Regions from separate parts of the Homo sapiens genome. Here region 1 is linked to region 2. The links are chromatin contacts, found by Hi-C or POLR2A ChIA-PET in ENCODE. All regions are on one chromosome and are shown on one strand. Each heading gives the region's core, a stretch centred on a gene start or an enhancer-like site at or near the end of the contact. The rest is flanking DNA. Distances are from core to core; before and after follow the strand shown.

The links. Hi-C counts contacts between places; a loop is a spot of excess contacts on that map. ChIA-PET counts read pairs that join two places held with the same protein, here RNA polymerase II (POLR2A). Pooled maps may share reads with other maps.
Region 1: a pooled map shows a loop between it and region 2 (2.3-fold over the local background). The contact joins two enhancer-like sites. A Hi-C loop is called at or near these places in 2 of 50 pooled maps. POLR2A ChIA-PET finds 5 or more read pairs at or near these places in 4 of 52 experiments (BJ, GM12878, MCF 10A and 1 more).

The regions. Positions count from the first base shown.
Region 1 is chr1:167,648,594-167,651,293 of GRCh38, forward strand. The region is part of intron 1 of RCSD1 (RCSD domain containing 1); the gene reads left to right. Among named protein-coding and RNA genes, the nearest start is that of RCSD1, 20 kb to the left of the region's middle. Within about 2 kb of position 1,282, at least 12 of the 41 ENCODE cell types and tissues checked have a DNase peak (open chromatin) inside an H3K27ac peak, as active enhancers do.
Region 2 is chr1:167,802,185-167,804,884 of GRCh38, forward strand. No RefSeq gene overlaps it. Among named protein-coding and RNA genes, the nearest start is that of MPZL1, 82 kb to the left of the region's middle. Within about 2 kb of position 1,312, at least 2 of the 41 ENCODE cell types and tissues checked have a DNase peak (open chromatin) inside an H3K27ac peak, as active enhancers do.

The sequences.
Region 1 (2,700 bases), core at 32-2,531, 150 kb before region 2:
GGGAGCACAGGAAAGGGGTGTGGACCCCCTGGAAATGAAGCAATCATATGGTAGTTCCCGCTGGAGCAGCTGCAGATAGGGGGAAGTTACATACCAGTGATGGGGTGCGGGCAACAGTGAGCCCGGGGACACCAGGACACCAAGAATCTCACCCACCAGTCAGGGATGGAGGCAGAACACCAGAGGGTTTGGGCTGAACTCTAGAGAATGATGGGCTGGTCCTCTAGGAAATCCCTTGAAGTCCTGAGCAAGAGTGGCCTGAGTTTGGGAGGAGAAGCAATCAGTCACTCGCTTGCTTAATAAATATTTAATAAGTGCCCACTGTGTCAGATTCTGTGCTGGGAATTCTGGACACAAAAGGTAATAAAACTTGGATCCTGCCCTCAGGGAGGTTGCAGTCTGGTAAGACAGTCAGAATGATAACAAGTGATTGAAACAGTTTGGTTAAGTATTCTAAGAGATCTGTGCTCAGAACACAGATCTGAGTATGACCTAGGTATCTTGCCCAGAGTGGGGAGGGGCTGGGGGAAAGAAAGACTTCTTAAAGGCAGTGAAACCTGAGCTCAATCCAGGAGGACAAAGAGGGAATGGATAGTTGAAGGGTGAGGAGGAGGGTGTTCTAGCTGGAGGAAGTAGCGTGAAAGAGGACAGTGTGCAGGATCCAACCAGATTGAGTTGGTAAGCCAGGCAAGACCTCGAGAACCTCTTCAGGGCTTGATCCGGGAGGTGCCGGGATTTCTACACAGAAGGCGCTTGGGGCTACAGTCTAATTGCAAGGGGAGAGTCCAAGGGGCTAGCCTTGACACTGTTATTTGTATAACAAGCATACTTTTCGCCTAAAACGGAATATGTATTTGGTGTGGCTGATGATATTATGGGGTGTTACAGCTCTCAAAAACCACAGCTTGGCCTCACCACTTGTTTTATTCCCAGAGTGATGGGGGGGCAGAAAGTTACATAACCAGACTTGAATTTCAGGAAGTTGGCTCTGGCCGTGGTTCAAGGAATGGATTGGAGAGAGCATGGTATGAGGCCTTTAGGAGGCTGGTCATTCATATGGACTAAAGACCAGGAAAGCTGGGCTTCAGAAGGGACTGTGAGGGCAGAGAAAGAGAAAAGGAGTTTGAGAGGAGGATCCTTCCTCACAGGGACAAGAATTTTCTATCTAAGGCCTAGCTGACGACTAAGGGAGAGGACAGCATTGTTCCAAGGGACCTGTGTGTTAATGGGGATGCCTGGGTGTAGGCATAACATTTAAAGGACAGACAGACCAGGGCCTGGGTGTCTTGTGTCCATAATAATAAACAGCTCACCTGTGCCTCTGGGGCAGCTGTAAAGATGCACTGTGTGTGTCCATGTGTGTGCCAGAGGGGAACCAAGCAAGTGTTAACACGTTGCAGGAGGAAGCTAGGCAGAGTGGCCAACAGGAGTTCAAGGCTCTGGACCAAATCCCATCACTAAATTGCTGTGGGATCTTGAATCAGTGGCACAAGATTTGGGGGCCTCACCGGAATGATCATCTCATCCCTGCCTGGCTTATTGGGAGGATTAAATGAGATAATGAATTCAGAGTTAAGGATTTGGAAAGAATATAAAAGACTCCACAGATGCAAGGTGTTGTCTCCACTGTGTTTTGGAAAACACGGGGAAATGTCTGCAAACAGCTTGGTCCCTCAAAGAGAAGCAGGTGCTCTGGAGCCTGGATGTGTGTGTGTTGGGGTGGGGGCAGGGTCAAGCTGTGAGGCGTTCACCTCCCCTCTGGCCTCTGCTTCCTCCTCTTCTTGTGGCTTCCCTTTGAAGCTCTGAGCAGCTGTTACAGATGAGAGGCCAGGCTGGGCCAGGCCCAGACCACTCACTCAGAAGCAGAGGCTGTGTTTGAAGCCACCAGCCAGGGGGTAGGCAGGATTTCCTGACTCTCGAGTGTTTGGGTCCAGCTCTGGCCTGGTACCCCAGAGGCCTACCAGGAGGCCTGTGCTCTCTAACCAGAAGGACCGCCGCCCATCCCTTCAGCCAAGATCTCTGTTCCAGCCACAGCCAAAGCCAAAGTCCAGGAGCTGTAGGGACTGCCCTCTCTCTGGTTAAGCATTTTGAGTTTTAGAAACAAAAGCACCAATTAAGCACAAAGCAGGGAGTGGAGCCAATGGCTCTGCTCGTGTGAGGTTAGCAATGGAGTAGGGAGAGGGGTGAGCGGAGTGTGCGTGGTACGATGGGGTAAGGAGGGGATAAGGAGGGGGGCAGCCCCAGAAGCAGCTTCCCCGAGGCCAAGTTCAATGCCTTTATTAGTTCGGTAGCGCTGCTGTAACAAAGTGCCATGGACTGGATGGCTTAGACAGCAAAACTTTATTTCCTTGCAATTCGAGAGGCTAGAAATGTGAGACGGAGGTGTCAGCAGTGCTGGCTCCCTCTGATGCCTCTCTCCATCTTCTCCCTGTGTCTTCACGTGGTCTTCTCTCTGTGCGTGTCTGTGTCCTCATCTCTTCTCATAAGGACACCAGCCAGGTGGGACCAAGGGCCATCGTAATGACCTTGTTTTAACTTAATTTCCTCTGTGAAGACCCTACCTCCAAATACAGTCTCATTCTGTGGTACTAGGGGTTAGGGCTTCAACATGGGAATTTCAGGAGACAGTTCAGCCCAGGACAATGCCACCAGCCTGGAGCCTCACTTCCAGCTGTGGGTGAGAATGGAAAAGTCACAGCA
Region 2 (2,700 bases), core at 62-2,561:
AGGTTTAATTGACTCACAATTCCACAGGGTTAATAGGAAGCGTGACTGGGAGGCCTCAGGAAACTTACAATGGTCGAAGGAGAAGCAAGTACCTTCTTACCATGGAAGACCAGGAGAGAGAGAGTGAGGGTGGAAGTGCCAAACATTTTTAAACCATCAGATCTCGTGAGAACTCACTACCATGAGAACAGCATGGGGGAAACCTGCCCCCATGATCCAATCACCTCTCACCGGCCTCTTCTCCAACACTGAGGATCACAACTCGAGATGAGAGTTGGGTGGGGACACAGAGCCAAACCTTATCACCCTTAACCCACAACAACCTTATGAGGTGGATACTGTTATTATCCCCATTTTACAAACAAGGGAAAGAAAGCACAAACAGGTTAAATAACTTACCCAAGGACACAAAGAAGTAGCAACTGGATCCAGTCCAGTGTGGTCCCAGGCCCACATCGGTAACCACCATGCAGAGTGTTTCTTACTTCTCATTGTAACCCTAGTGCAGAGCCTGATTAGTATAGTTGATGTTAAGTAATTTTTGTTTACCTCCATATTGTTTACTCATTCAATAAATATTAGGTTTCTACTTCTAAGGTAGTCTGTAAGAATTAGCTTGAAATGATCAAATGAAAATATTATTGGCCAGGTGCAGTGGCTTATGCCTGTAATCCTAACACTTTGGGAGGCCAAGGCGGGCGGATTACCTGCGGTCAGGAGTTGGAGACCAGCCTGGCCAACACGGTGAAACACTGTCTCTACTAAAAATACAAAAATTAACTGGGCGTGGTGGCACACGCCTGTAATCCCAGCTACTCAGGAGGCTAAGGCAGGAGAATCATTTGAACCTGGGATGCAGAGGTTGTGGTGAGCCGAGATCACACCATTGCACTCCAGCCTGGGCAAAAAGAGCGAAACTCCATCTCAAAAAGAAAAGAAAATATTATTTAATGAACTTATTAATTTACACTTTCTGAAGACTTACTGTTTGTGCAGGCACACTGGTCTTAGTGCGAGAAATAGAGAATGAGAACAATACCTTTACCCTTGAGTTGACAGGCATGGGGGTTGTGACAGAAATAAATATTTTAAAAAGATCATCACTTTTTCATTCCTGTTCCTGAAGCCTTCGTGGATTATTTATGTCTGCCTTCTCCTAAAAATAATTCTATCCAGGATGCCCCGAGGATGTCATGCTGGAAGCTTCCTGTAGGTAACGAGGGGCGCCGCAGTGGTGCTAAGTGCTGAGGCTGCAGGTCTGAAGACAAAAGCCTCCAGAGCGTGACCAGGAATGGTTCGTTTGGCTGCAGCCACAGTAAGGAGCCAGTGCTGCCACCTGCTGGCCAAGAGCAGGTTCGCCCACACCCATTCTGTTGTTAGGAGGCTGAATCACAGCCAGATGGAGGAGGGAAGGGATTTTATCACAACTCGCTTAGTTTAGAGATGAGGAAACTGATGAAAAAGGGACTTGCCCAAGGTCACGTAACTGGTTTGTGGCATAGTCAGAACCGGAACCAAGTACAGGGTTCCTGCAAAACCTGATGCACGCTCCTCTGGATTCAGGCACATGGAACTTAACCTTCAAATTGCAGTATGGTCTTTTCTCGCTTTTTCCTTTCTCTCTTCCCTCCCCCCTTTCCCTCCCCTCCTCTCCTTTCTCCTCCCCCTCCCTCCTCTCTCCTTCCTTCCCCCTCCCCCCATCCCTCCCCTCTCCTCCCCTTCCCATCTCTCCTCCCCTCTCCTCTTTTTTTTTTTTTTTGAAACCAGTTCTCATCACTGCACTTCCAGGACAGGGGAAGCACTGGGGAATGAGGCATCCTAGCTCTGTGGAGGGAAAGGGAGCTGGTCAACATATGCTTTAGGTATTTGTGGGTTTGTTTTTAATTAATAAACTTTATTTATAGAGCAGTTTTAGACTCATAGCAAAATTGAATGAAAGGTAGAGAATTCCCATATAGCCCCTGATCCTACATACTCACAACCTCACCTGCTAACAGCATTCCCCACTACAGCAGTTCATGTGATACAATTGATGAACCCACACTGACACGGCATTTTGACCCAAAGTCCATAGTTTACATTAAGAGTCACTCTGCTGTTACACATTCTATGGGTTTGAACAGATGTATAATGATGTGAATCCTCCTTCAGAGTAATGTACAGAATAGTTTCATTGCCCTAAAACTCCCCTAGGTTCCTCCTGTTCATCTCTCCTCCTCCCACCCCACTGGCAACCACTGTCTCCATAGTTTTGCCTTTTCCAGAAGGTCACATAGTTGGAACCATAGAGCATGTGGCCTTTTCAGACTGGCTTTCACTCAGTAATGTGCATTTAAGGTTCTTCTCTGTTTTTTTCATGGCTTGATAGCTAATTTCTTTTTAGTGCTGAATAACATTCCATTGTCTAGATTTACCACAGTTTATCCATTCACTTACTGAGGGACATCTTGGTGGCTTCCACGTTTGGGTAATTATACAGTTGCTATAAATGTCCATGTGCAGGGTTTTGTATGGATATGAGTTTTCAGTTCATTTGGGTACATGCCAAAAAGCACAATTGCTGAATTGTATGGTAAGAATATGTCTGGTTTTGTAAGAAACTATAAACTGTCTTCCAAAATGGCTGTACAACTTCACATTCCCTCCAGCAACGAGTGAGAGTTCCCGTCACTCCACGCCCTTGCCAGCATTTGGTGTCTT